Linked DNA regions of Homo sapiens: region 1 is linked to region 2. The links are chromatin contacts, found by Hi-C or POLR2A ChIA-PET in ENCODE. All regions are on one chromosome and are shown on one strand. The core of a region is the stretch at or near the end of the contact, and the rest is flanking DNA. Distances in the headings are between cores, read along the strand shown. Region 1 overlaps UBAC2 (UBA domain containing 2). Region 2 has its middle 21 kb from the start of UBAC2-AS1.

The links. Hi-C counts contacts between places; a loop is a spot of excess contacts on that map. ChIA-PET counts read pairs that join two places held with the same protein, here RNA polymerase II (POLR2A). Pooled maps may share reads with other maps.
Region 1: a loop to region 2 is called in a pooled map, with 2.1 times the contacts of the local background. The contact joins two enhancer-like sites. A Hi-C loop is called at or near these places in 6 of 50 pooled maps. POLR2A ChIA-PET finds 5 or more read pairs at or near these places in 2 of 52 experiments (T-cell and naive thymus-derived CD8-positive, alpha-beta T cell).

The regions. Positions count from the first base shown.
Region 1 is chr13:99,338,339-99,345,079 of GRCh38, reverse strand. UBAC2 (UBA domain containing 2) reads right to left here. Exons shown (of 9, transcript NM_001144072.2): 7 at 4,515-4,760. Among named protein-coding and RNA genes, the nearest start is that of FKSG29, 9.7 kb to the left of the region's middle. RefSeq lists enhancers at 1,505-2,005, 2,006-2,506. Within about 2 kb of position 5,144, at least 5 of the 41 ENCODE cell types and tissues checked have a DNase peak (open chromatin) inside an H3K27ac peak, as active enhancers do.
Region 2 is chr13:99,176,164-99,182,703 of GRCh38, reverse strand. No RefSeq gene overlaps it. Among named protein-coding and RNA genes, the nearest start is that of UBAC2-AS1, 21 kb to the left of the region's middle. RefSeq lists enhancers at 739-1,251, 5,629-5,718. Within about 2 kb of position 3,830, at least 3 of the 41 ENCODE cell types and tissues checked have a DNase peak (open chromatin) inside an H3K27ac peak, as active enhancers do.

The DNA of each region.
Region 1 (6,741 bases), core at 3,895-6,394, 160 kb before region 2:
CTCTCCACCCATCCAAATTCCACCCGTCCTTCTACTTCCTGAAATCTTTTTTGGCAGCATCAGTCCACACCAGTGGCTCTCTCCTCAGATTTTCACTGCATGGGTGCTTCAGTAAATATTTCCTTGTTTCTTGGATGCTCATCTATTTCAACTACAACTGCCTGAGCTCCCTGAAGTTGGCCACAAACTCACGGAGGGAAAGGACATGTTCTTCATTTATTTTGTGCCCACAGCGAAGCCACCAGTATTGGTCAGAGAGCTTCCCAAGCAGTCTAACTGTCTAACTGTGCCCCCAGAGCCACACGAGGAGCACGTGGCAGGGGGTGGCAGCGAGCACCTGCCAGATGGCAGGATGAACTCTGGCATAAGCAGGCAAGAGAAATCTAAAGAAATACAACACTGAATCAAGACTTGAGTGTTATTTTGGAATACCTGAAATGAAAAACTGCAGACAGATCATGTGTAACATACAGCAGTTAGTAACTGAAAAAAAATGACTTTCTGACTAAATAAACTCAGATTCTATGAAAAGCATCTAAAAATCAAGTTTTTAAATAAATAACAGTTGTATTTTAAATGAAATACACAGCATGAGATTGCCTACAATAAAAGATACAGGAGCAAACAACAAAAACATGTATTTGAAACATAAAGAAGAAGATGGAAGCAAAAGTTCTAACTTAACCCTAATTAAACCTGAAGCCTGGCACTGAGTTTCCTGCCAGCCAAAGTGAAAAGGGGGAAAACAAATCACCAAGGAGCTCTCATATTGGGAGGTATATGAGTTAGGGATCAGAAACAGAGACCTCAGAGTCAGACACAGCTGGGTCTCACTCCCAGATCCCCATCAACAGCTGCATGCCCCTGGACAAGCAAGCACTCCCCTGAGCCTCCGGGGTCATGAGGGAATACCTGCATCTCTCTAGGCGTACACCGGGCATAAATGAGATAACATATACTGAGTACTTACTATAGGACTGGCAAAATAAATGGTGGTGGTCTTCTTACTGATAAAGAGTGAAACATGCTAATTCTGCAAGAGAGACAGGACCTAAGCTCCATAAGAAAAAGGACTGGGGGCTATCTTTTTTACACCTGTGTCCTCAATGTCCAGCTCTAGGCCTACCATATAATAAGCACTAAGTACTTATTTGTTGAAAAGTAAATGAAAATAAACTTTTCTCCTGGTATTACATTCCAATACAACTGCACCCTGTACGGTACTCGTGCATGCACACAAATACGGCAGATAATTTCCAGTGGTGGTTTAACAAAAGAGTTCTCTACGTGGTGATTTATCATACTTATGTGAAGAAAACTGAGACACAGCTGAGTGAAGAAGTTCAGCAGGAGGCTAAGTGCTCAGGTTTGGGTGTACCCATGTGCGGACCCTAGAAGAGAACTTAGGAAGCTTAGGAAAAAATCAAGAGTCTGGTCTGTGCTGCCCAGCAGACCACTCAACGTAAAAGCCCAGCAAGAGCCCAGGGGCTGGTGTCCTGCTCTGGACTTCAGATCTGTTAGTGAGACCATCCTATGAAAGTGGAGGAGTCTGACAGCAGTGTAGACAGCCATAAAGGCCTGTGCCACTTCACAGGCGCCTGGTGGGAATGCACGCTCCAGCAGGGCAGGGGTTTGGGTCTGTCTCATTCCCTGAGGCCTGGGTACAACCTGGCAGATCCCGTGATGTTCCAAGTATCTGGGGGGAAAGACACCGTGCGGAGTTTACAGCAAGGCAGGAAAGGAGAACCACAATGGGGGTCCGTAGAATCCTGGAGCGAGGGCGTGCGCAAACAGCCAAGAATCCCACTTGCATAAACTGCTGCTGCACCATGAAGTGCCTGTCTGTAGGCCACAAAGTGAGCATGTGGTCAGCAGTGGAGACCCACCAAGTTACCAAGCCAGGTGGGCCGACAGAAACCCATCATCAGATGGACACGGGCATCTGGGCTCAGCATAGGTGGGGCTGCAGGGCATGGGTGAGCTGCAGAAGCAGGCATGCCAGACCACCCTGGCAGCCACCTCTGCTGCACCACAGCCTCTTCCCAGCTAACACCGACTACCACAGCTGGTGGGCCCCTCATGACCAAGTGACAGAGGGGAAAACAGCCAAATGGACAGGCTGGCTCAGGACATGAGTGGCAGCTGAAAGAAACGGCTGCATGATGGCTCAATCTTGAAAGACAGCGATCAGGGGAACCCCCTATGGGCAGAGCCTGGGCAGCACATTTGGTCATCAACTCTGTGTGAAGAGAAGTGGCCTGAGGCAATTACACGTGTGGATCTGCTGGGCATGGCAGATCACCTGGTTGGTCGGTCAGGGGACTGGAAGGGAGGGAACAAGGAGGATCCAGCTAAAGGAACAGCATCAAGTGTCTTGCAGGTCGTGCCCACCACGGGCATCCACCACAGAAAAGGCACCAAATGGAAGGTGGACAGAATGACTGTGGCTCCATCACCAGATAACCCAGCGCTGGCACACGAATGGATGGCCATGGTGGTAGCACAGAGGAATGTGTGGGTCCCCCTCACCTAGGCCGACCTATCTCCTGCCACTATGGAGCATCCAACCTGGCATCCACAGAGACTGTGTGTGCCTGATAACTACCGTCTGCAAGCAGAACAGTCACTCAGCGCCGAGACTATGCTGGGCCCTTTCCACTCTGCAGTGTTATGGAACACACTGTCTCCCACCCCTTGCCCCTGCCCCAAATTCACACGCTGAAGCCCTAACCCTACGATGTGACTGTATTTAAAGGTAGGAACTTTAAGGAGGTAATTAAGGTTCAAAGAGGTCGTACGCATGGGACTTACCCAACAGGACTGGTCCCCATTTTGGGACAACTCAGAAGGGCTCTCCCAGCTTCACTGTGCTCCATAAGACCAGCGAGGCTTTTGCTGGAACTGCAGCTGCTCCCTCTGTCCCATCTTGCTGCCTTCGCCAGCCCGCCCCCATAGATACTGATGCTGACGGTGTTCTCTCATAAACTCTTTGTATAAAAATCTTCCTGGGGAGGCCAATCTGAGAAATGCAACTTCTCTGGTTTGCTTATGAGGACAAATTCAAAGCTCTCCAATGGAGAATCTCCTCCCAGGATTCCAAAGGTATCTCAGACAACATATTTCCCCCAAATCTGCTCTTTTGATATTGGTGAAATGGAACTATCAGTCATCTATCTAAGATTATCTAGGCCAGAAACATCAGAACCATCCCCTACTTCTTTCTCTCCCTCATAAGCTCTGTGCCTCTACCTTTATACTCAATCACTACTCAGTTTTTCTGACCTTGATCATTCTGATTTCTCATACCTTTCGCTCTTCTCTCAGTTTCCTTGAAGGATTTACCTCCTGCTAAATACGAGGCTTCATCTGTAGCCTGTGTTCATCTTGGATGTAGCTCTTCTCTTACAGAACTTACTACTTCTTTGCTTTCGGCTCTCAGCTCTCATCCCTACAGAGGTGACTCCATCACCTATATATATATGTAGCTTCCACATTTCCAAGACAGAGATGTCCATCCTCCAGCTTTAAATACACCATGGGCATCTTTATGGCATGTTCCAGAGTCACTCAAATTCAAGCACATCTTTAAGAAACAACTTTTGCTTCTCTATTTCTCTTGTAGACTCTGCCCCTAATAAGCTGCCCCCTTCCTCCCCCCCCCTGATATAAACTCTGGGACCTGCATCTCCAATGGGACTCTAAGGACCTCAAACCTGATTTCACTTCTCCAAACCATCGTGAGATCTGCAGACCTACTTCTTGCATCCAATGCTAGTGGAAGACAGAGAGATGGCAGAGGTAACTGTACGGTTTACAACTACCCCAGGGGTAAAGAAGGTGGAGGCGAAAAATGGGGAGCCCTGTGGGCTGGCTCACAGAAGTGTCCAAGAAAGATCAGGCCTGAGGTTTTAGCCTGATGTGCACTAACCCTCCTTCTCTCACTGCCCATGGAAGACAAATGTAGTATCAGATTGTTTGGATGCAGAATTTGTAGACAAATGTGCAATAATTTCTGATTATTGATAGCAAGGTTGAGAAAACACAGCATTTTTTTTTATCTACTCCTTGGTTGTTCCACTGAAAATCTTCTTGCCTTCATATTCTCTTCATTTCAACCAAGGAAAATCAAGAAATTTTACATTTGTTCTTCACTCCATAGCATATGATTAGCATTTTAACAGGAAGACACTGTGGCTTTTACAAGATTATAAAAACAGATAAATAGCACATCTTGTTAACTAGGTTGGTGTTTCTCTAAGAAGTCATGCTTATCTAATATAGGTGGAACAAGAATGTCCAGTTTGACCAATCTTTCAGCTGCAATTTATTTTTTACCTTTTTAAAAAACTAAGAATGGCCACTAACAGAGACCTACAATCTCTTTGGAAATGTCAAAATCCACTTGCAAGGCACTGGAATAAAATGTAGTCTCTATCTCACATGCAATCACAGAGGAAAGATTTGCTTGGGCCACTGAGAATTTCTAAATTTTTAGTGATTATTATCACTTTTACCTGCTGCTGTCTCTGTCGCCTCCCTTGTGCAAACTGAGAGAACATCAGCTGCCGGTCCAGCAGCTCCATTCTCTGCTGTCTCTGGATGTCCAGCGTGGCTCCCATCCCAATTCTGGCTTCGCTGGTGGGTTCTGAAGAAGAGAAGATGGGTTCAAGTGTCCAAGAAAAGAATTTTGCCATCCAGCTGGGGATGCAGAGCACCTGATGCACCTGGAACATTTTGCTGTCGTAGCACAGACCGGACATCTAGAAGAAAAACGTCCAATGTGATTGTTTAAATGTAGTATTATTTTAAAAAATGTACACGACTCAAAAATCAGCAGCCTCCAGACACTGCACACGGTATTTTTCTTAGTCATAGCAGTGTTAGGCAATAAGCAAAATCCTCTACCACACTGCAGAACACTAAGCAGTGCAAATCAACACAAAATTGAACTTAGTAAAACAAAATTGTTTTTTATTGAATTAGAAGAGCTAGCAAAATTCTAATCATTTAGTATTCAAAGTTCTGGTAAAAGATTGTCAAGACACTGTCTTCATTTTTTAAAAAGCCGTAAAAGATCTGATTATTGAAACACTTTCACACTGTACTGACTCTGCGGTTACCTTTGTTGGCAGATGGCCATCACAGAGACACCAGCAGAAAACAACTGCCATGTCTCAGCTGACCCAGTCACACGATCAATTTATCAGAGAATAAACACAATCTAAAATCTTGGTTTTTATTTACATAGTGTTTTAATCAGTTTTTCAACTACTGATTTTTCTAGACATTTAAAATCCTCACCAATATTAGTTCCATTTATAAACCAACCTTGTCTTCATCTTGAAGGTCATTTATAATGTATGGTTACAGAAGTCTCAAGGCTTCCTATGATTTTCTAGTTAAAAATGACTATGGCTATTCCTTTGTAAAAAAAAAAAAATCTTGATGTGAATTTGATTCTTAGGATTAGAAGATCAGATTAGAACATATTTGACAACTTTCTAATATGAGAAAAGTATACTTCAATGTTTAAAAATAAAATTTAAATTGATGAATTGGCAAGAATTCTTTGAGACTGTGCTACACACCAGGCACTGTTCTGGGAACTTAGAATACAGCAAAGAACAAGATAAGCAAGGCCCCACTCTCACAGGGCTTATAGCAGTCAATGTGGAGAACAGGCAGTAATCAAGTCAACACATAAAACTATTTCTGGCAAGTTCTGGGAAGGAAATAAAGTGACATGGGGCACGAACCTACTCTGGGGGCAGCGGGGGACATCAGGAGAGCCCTCAGAGAAAGTGATACTTGAGCGAAGATCTTAAGGATGATGCGGTGCCCGTGACTTGATGAACTGGGGAAATAACATTTTGGGCAGAGAAAGCAGCAGATGCTGCGCAGCCCGAGCTTGGGAGTGTCTATTAGATATCTTGGGGGGCTACTGAGTGGGCAGGTGGCTATGTAATTCTAGAACTCAAGGAAAAGGTCGAGATAAGGATTTCAGAGTCACTGGATATGATATGACATTTAGGGTAACAGGACTAGAGGAGATAAAATGGGGGGGAGGAGGAGACACAGCAGAAGAGAGAACAGGACTAAGGACTGAATCCAGGAGTGCACAAATATTCTATGGACAGACAGAGTAGGAAACGCCAGTAAGGAAATCTGAGACAGGGCTGCCAGTGAAGAGAAGGGAAATAGAGTTTAGTTATCACTGAAGCTAAGAAGTGTTTTAAAATAGGGATGGTCAGCTATATCTAATGCAGCTGATAAGTAAGACAGAACTAGCCACTGGATGTTGCAAATGGAGGTGTTTGATAAACAAGGTGTTTACAAGAACAGTTTTGGTACCAAAGACAGACTGTAGTAGGCTGAAGAGTGAATGGTGGACAACTTCTGGTTTCAAATAATTTCTGTGCCCCTTTACTCAAAAATAGTACAAGACAAAGAAAATGAAAACAGAAACAAACTCCAAGGTCCATGAAACCAGAAACTAATCCTGAACCATGCTAACAAAATAGAAAGCTTATCAAGTGATTATAAACCACTCTGCATATAAGCAGCATATAAGTCCAAATGCCTGCAGAGAGTCCTGTGGGACTCAGAAAAGCACAGGGACTAGAGCAAGCTTGTTCAACCTGAGGCCTGTGGGCCACATGTGGCCCAGGACAGCTTTCAATGTGGTCCAACACAAATTCATAAACTTTCTTAAAACATTACAAGGTTGGGCGCAGTGGCTCA
Region 2 (6,540 bases), core at 2,581-5,080:
GAATTATGAAAACTAAAGCTATTTACAGCTTTTAACAATTGAGTAAAGTATACTGTTACCAGAATTGGGAGCATATTTGTTTCTCTCTACCTGGTTTCTCCAGAATTTGGAAACTATTTGTGAGTATTCTTAATTTATGGCAGTATAGTTATTTGCATAAGTGCCATAAGAATCTGTTTTCTTTTGCAATAGGACACAATTGGAGAAATTGGTTATTTTACTAAGGCTTTGACTGGGATGGTGTGCTTTCCTTTAAGGAATCGACTTGTGGAGCTAATAAAGCCCTTGGAAAAACTGGCCTCATATTTTGTGTACACAGTCCCTGTACAGGTTTTCTGACCTGTGTAAGTACAGAATTCACTTTCTGACAGGCACAGAAGCCCCAGGTTTATGTTGGGACCTCAAGAGAAGGGGAAATTCACCCAACTCATAGATATTTGATGGCACAAATCTATGGCTGGGCTTCGCTTTTAAAATGTCTTATCTGCTATTCCTCCTATGGAACAAAGTTCCATCAAAGCCAATTTGAAAGCCTATGTAAAAGATAATTATTCTTGCTGCACTGTATACAAATAATTAGGCCAAGTATAATAAAGCAAGCCAGTCCCACCATGTTTTGTCTTTAGTAAAAATGGGAAACTGGAGAGAGAATAATTATGTTTCAAAACTACAGTAGACCTGTTGTTAGATTCTAGTCTGCCTAATGTTTTTTTCAATTTGTATTATTTTCTACAGTTTAGACTGAATTCTAATTTTTCTTGGCTACAAGTCCATAAAATAATGTTTTCAATTTCTTTTCCTTCTTTTTTTCCATTTTTCCTAATTTAGAGTCACTGAAAACTAAGCTGTGTTTTCTTAAAACCCTGCAAACTGAAGCCAGACAACTTGAACTTCAGAAGAAAATAACAGCAACCTATTTACGTACATAAGCCACTTTCATACCTGCCTACTAATGTATGGACTTCAGAGTAATGTGGCTTATATCGATTTTTCTAGGATTGTTCTTTTGTTTGTTGTTGTTTTTTCTCCCTTCCTCCCTGCTATTTTCTCTTCACAGAATGTGAGACTTCACAACCTACTAAAAATGAGCTTTTGGGACTTACCCATCTAGGAATAAACCATCATAGCTATGAGAAATCAGATGAAGCCTGAGACCAGAGACTCATTTTTTTGCAAAATGCTTTCTCCGACAGATTTTACAAAAGAAAAGTGGTGGGGGGCAGGCACAGTGGCTCACACCTGTAATCCCAGCACTTTGGGAGGCCGAGGTGGGTGGATTACCTGAGGTCAGGAGTTTAAGACCAACCTGACCAACATGGTGAAACCCCGTCTCTATGAAAAATACAAAAATTAGCCAGGCATGGTGGTGGGCACCTGTAGTCCCAGCTACTCGGGAGGCTGAGACAAGAGAATTGCTTGAACCCAAGAGGCGGAGGTTGCAGTGAGCTGAGATCACGCCACTTCAGTCCAGCCTGGGCGATGGAACAAGACTCCATCTCAAAAAAAAAAAAAAAAAGGTCAGAAATGTGAAAGGAAAATCTCTTGGGCCCCTAAAATCACTAAGGAAAACTCAAGCTGGAAACTGCTTAGGGCAAACCTGCCTCCCATTCTATTCAAAGCCACTCCTCTGCTCACTGAGATAGATGCATATCTGATTTGCCTCCTTTGGAAAGGCTCATCAGAAACTCTAAAGAATGTAACCCTTTGTGTCTCACCTGTCTGTTACCTGAGTCTTCCTGCCTTTGCTTTAAGTTGCCCCGCCTTTCCAGACCAAACCAATGTACTTCTTACATATATTGATTGATGTCTCATGTCTCCCTAAATGTATAAAACTAAGCTGTCCTCCGACCACCTTGGGTACATGTCCTCAGGACTTCCTGAGGCTGCGTCATGGGTGTGTCCTCAACCTTGGCAAGATAAACTTTCTAAATTAACTGAGGCCTGTCTCAGATGTTCCAGGTTCACATGAGTAACTCCTCTGCATGTCTTCGGCATTCAACAGACACACACTGAATAGGAATTCCCTGCCTCCCTCCTGCGGGGCATGAAGCCAGATGCTAGGATTGCAGAGCTTTCATGGGTGGATGTGCATGGGACAAGTGTGAACACAGTTAGCAGGACAGAGCGGGAGAAGTATCCACCAATGGTTTGACCTGCCCTTAGTCACTTCTCCTGGAAATGACGGAGAGAAGCGTGTTAAGAATTGGGAGAGGGCTGGCCCCAGTGGCTCACGCCTGTAATCCCAGCACTTTGGGAGGCCAAGGTGGGTGGACTCTTTGAGCCCAGGAGTTTGAGACAAGCCTGGGCAACATGGTGAAACCCCCATTTCTACAAAAAATAAAAAAATCAGCTGGGCATGGTGGTGTGTGCCTGTGGTCCCAGCTACTCTGGAGGCTGAGGTGGGAGGATCACTTGAGCCCAGGTGGTGGAGAATGCAGTGAGCCATGATCACACCACTGCACTCCAGCCTGGGTGACTGGGTGACTGAGCAAGACCCTGTCTCTAAAAAAAATTGGGATAGGATATGAGCTCAGAGAGCTCAGAGCTGGGCTCCACAGGACATGGGAATGGGGTGGAGTCAAAAGGACCTGTGGAAGTTTTGGAATTGAAGAGGAAAAAAATGTTTTATCCTCTGAGGCTGACCAAAAGGAAATTGGCTGCAGAAATGTTTGTAGATTGTGGTGGGGGTAGGACGATGTTTGAGGTCACCTATAACAGCTTCAATTTTCTGGATGAAACGAAAGACCAGCTCATTCTTCCTAGAATGAGGGGTCTGGGGCTAAACCCAGGACCTGGCAAGGGCATTAGAGGTTTGAGATAGTGGCTAGGTGGCTGTCTTAGCCCATTTTGTGCTGCTATAAAACAGGATACCTGAGACTGGGTAATTTATAAAGATCAGAAATGCATTTCTCATTGTTAGGGAGGCTGGGAGGCCCAAGACAGAGGCACTGGCTTCTGGTGAGGGCTTTCTTGCTGTGTCCTCACTTGGCAGAAGAGTGGGAGAGAGTGAACCCCTTCCCACAAGCCCTTTGCATAGAGGCATCAATCCATTCATGGGGGTGGAGCCCACGTGACCTAAACACTTCCCAAAATGCCCCACCTCCCGACACTGTTGCATTGGGGATTAAGTTTCCAGCCCATGAATACGGGGGTACACATTCAGACCATAGCAGGATTACATCAGTTAGGGTTCCATCAGGGGACCAGCAGAAACACCAGTAATATGAAAAGAGAGAACTAAATACAAAGACTTGTTAACTACATATAATATTCACCAGGTAACTGAAGGTGTAAGGAATAAGTCTGAGATATCACAGAGGAAGCAGCTACCACCTCTCAGGCTGGGCAAACGGAGGGAAGCAGGTCCAATGATTAAAACCTTGAAACTTGGCCAAGTGTGGTGGCTCAGCCTGTAATCCCAGCACTCTGGGAGGCCGAGGTGGGGGATGATGGATCACTTGAGGTCAGGAGTTCGAGACCAGCCTGGCCAACATGGTGATACCTAATCTCTACTAAAAATACAAAAATTAGCAGGATGTGGCGGTGCATGCCTCTAATCCCAGCTACCTGGGAGGCTGAGGCAGGAGAATCGCTTGAATCTGGGAGGTGGAGGTTGCAGTGAGCCAAGATCATGCCACTGCACTCCAGCATGGGCAAAAAAAGTGAGACTCTGTCTCAAACAAAAACAAAAACAAAACCTTGAAACTTAGAGGAGTGGTCCCAGGGGACTGGGACCAGACCTCTGAGAAGGACGCGCTGGCCAGCTGGTGGCGGGCTGGGAGTGGTGAAACTGGCTCTGCTGGTGTTGCAAGCACTGGCATCTGGATTCAGCTGCTGCTGCAGAAAGCAGCTGCATTTGCTGGGTGGAGTGTCCCTGGGGTATTGCTCAAAGGGGCCCCAAGCAGCAAGGAGGTCACGAGCCCCTCCTTCTTCCTCAGCTTCCTGTAGCACCCCAAAATGGTAGAACCCAACTTGTGGTTTGCAGAGTCTCAGCCCAACATCACAAAGCCAAGCAGAGAAGCCTGGGTTTGGAGTGAGAGGCAATAACTTAGTAACTGTCATGGGGAACGCACAAAGCCATCCCTCACTGTATGAGTGACATTTAGGGACTGTGCAGGCACATGAGTCTGTATATTGGCTGAATTTCTTTCCTTTGCCTTCTGCAAATCATTTCGTATTCTCCTAGGCCCTTGCCATATTGGAGAAATATCAGAAAATCCTTAATGGGTCTCCTGGTTCAAAAGGAACTGACCAACGATTACAAGTGTCTATCAACAGATGAATAAATAAGCAAAATGCAGCAGAAACATACAATGGAATATTGGCCTTGAAAAGGAAGGAAATCCTGACCTGTGCTCTAACATGGAAGAACCTGGAAGATCATCTGCTAAGGGAAATACGCCAGTCTCAGAAGGACAAATACCGAGTGATTCCACTTATATGAGGTGCCCAGAATAGGCAGATGCCTGGAGAGGGGAAGGAGAGTGGTGGTTGCCAGGCCTGAAGGAGGAGGGAATGGGCAGTTGTTGTTCGGTGGGTCCAGAGCTTCAGTTCTGCAGGATGGAAAATGTTCCGCGGATGGTGGTGGTGGTGGCTGCACAACAGTGTGAATGCATTGAATGCGTGTGACTGCACACTGAGAAATGGCTAAGGCGGGACGTTTTACCTGATGTGGATTTGCCCACAGTCACATATTTTTAGAAAGGAACTAGGCTGGCTGCAGTTGCTCATGCCTGTAATCCCAGCACTTCGGGAGGCCAAGGCAGGTGGATCACTTGAGGTCCGGAGACAAGCCTGGCCAACATGGTGAAACCCTGTCTCTACTAAAAATACAAAAAATTAGTCGGGCATGGTGGTGCGTGCCTGTAGTTCCAGCTACTCAGGAGGCTGAGGCAGGAGAATCACTTGAACTTGGGAGGCAGAGATTGCAGTGAGCCAAGATTGCGCCACTGCACTCCAGCCTGGGTGACAGAGTGAGACTCCATCTCAAAAAAAAAAAAAAAAAAGAAAGAAGGAAAGAAAGAAAGAAGTAAGAGAAAAAGAAAAGAAAGAAAGAAAGAAAAAGAAAGAAAGAAAGAAAGAAAGAAAAAGAAAAAAGAAGAGAAGAGAAAAGAAAAGGAAAGAAAGGCAAGAAAAGGCCGGGCGCGGTGGCTCACGCCTGTAATCCCAGCACTTTGGGAGGCCGAGGCGGGCGGATCACGAGGTCAGGAGATCGAGACCATCCTGGTTAACACGGTGAAACCCCGTCTCTACTAAAAATACAAAAAACTAGCCGGGCGCGGTGGCGGGCGCCTGTAGTCCCAGCTACTCTGGGGCCTGAGGCAGGAGAATGGCGTGAACCCGGGAGGCAGAGCTTGCAGTGAGCCGAGATCGCGCCACTGCAGTCCGGCCTGGGTGAAAGAGCGAGAGTCTCAAAAAAAAAAAAAAAAAAAAAAAAGAAAGAAAGAAAAGGGAAGGGGGAAAGGGAAAGGGAAAAGGAAAGGAAAGAAAAGAAACTAGACAGAGGTTAGAGCTGGAGGACATGGGTGGGCGCCCTGAGCCTGATGTGTCACATGCCTTCATCCTCCCACCTTGGGTGAGCAGCATTTTCCAGGCTTTGCTTAGTGAGTTCTGATGTGCAACTGTCTTCGTCGGCCCTGCTGCACACCCACTACAGGTGTATATGAACAGGGACGGTCTGCCCCTCTGGTGGTCCCGGGAATAAAGAATTGATTCCAGCAGATGATAATATAACAGCTAATATGGAGTGTGTTCAGCATGCCAGGCACGTGTGTGATCCGCAGCACACCTGTGTTGTAGAGCCTGTTATCACCTCCATTTTACGATGAGAAACCTGAAGCTCAGAGGGGTTGTGTCCAGCCTCCGGTCACCCACCTGCCAAGTGCAGAAGCCGAGGTAGAACCGGGCTCTCCGTCCGGGATCTCGTGCCCTTCACCGCGGGACTCTACCTCCCCCTAGTGGACCATCTAGCCTTGCATGGTCTCACATCCAGTTTCTACACAGGTGGGATACCCAGCTGTCTCCACTCATGAGAGGTAACTTCGCATTCGCTGTTTGCTGTTCCACAAGCATGCCCCTTTCTCTTGCCCTAGCTCCACGCTGGCTGTGTTCCAACAAGTGGCAGCAGTGCTGAGTTTTGCTGCACACCCAGCGAGGCACCCCAGACTCTCACCTGCCAGGAGCACCCCTGCGGGCTTCAGAGGCTTGTGGCAGGATTACCAGGTGTTCCTTACCATGGTCCGTCAATTCCCGCAGAAGCAACCCTGGGAGATTTAAGAATCTTCTTAAGCTTCTGTGGCTGTGGAGATCCTTGGAATGGTAAAGAGACTTCCGGATTTCTTTCTATAGCCCAGCTATGTAAAGTACTTTGTGGAGTCAACTACCCTCCAGGTTTCTCCCTTGATCGGAGGGGTCTGCGTGGGATTCTGAATGGGGGAGGCATCCATTGAGAAGAGCCTTTTCCACACCATGCAGGCACCGTGGATGCCTCTGGGATTCTGGCAGGTGAATCTGGGTATCCTGGGTGATACTGATGGCTTT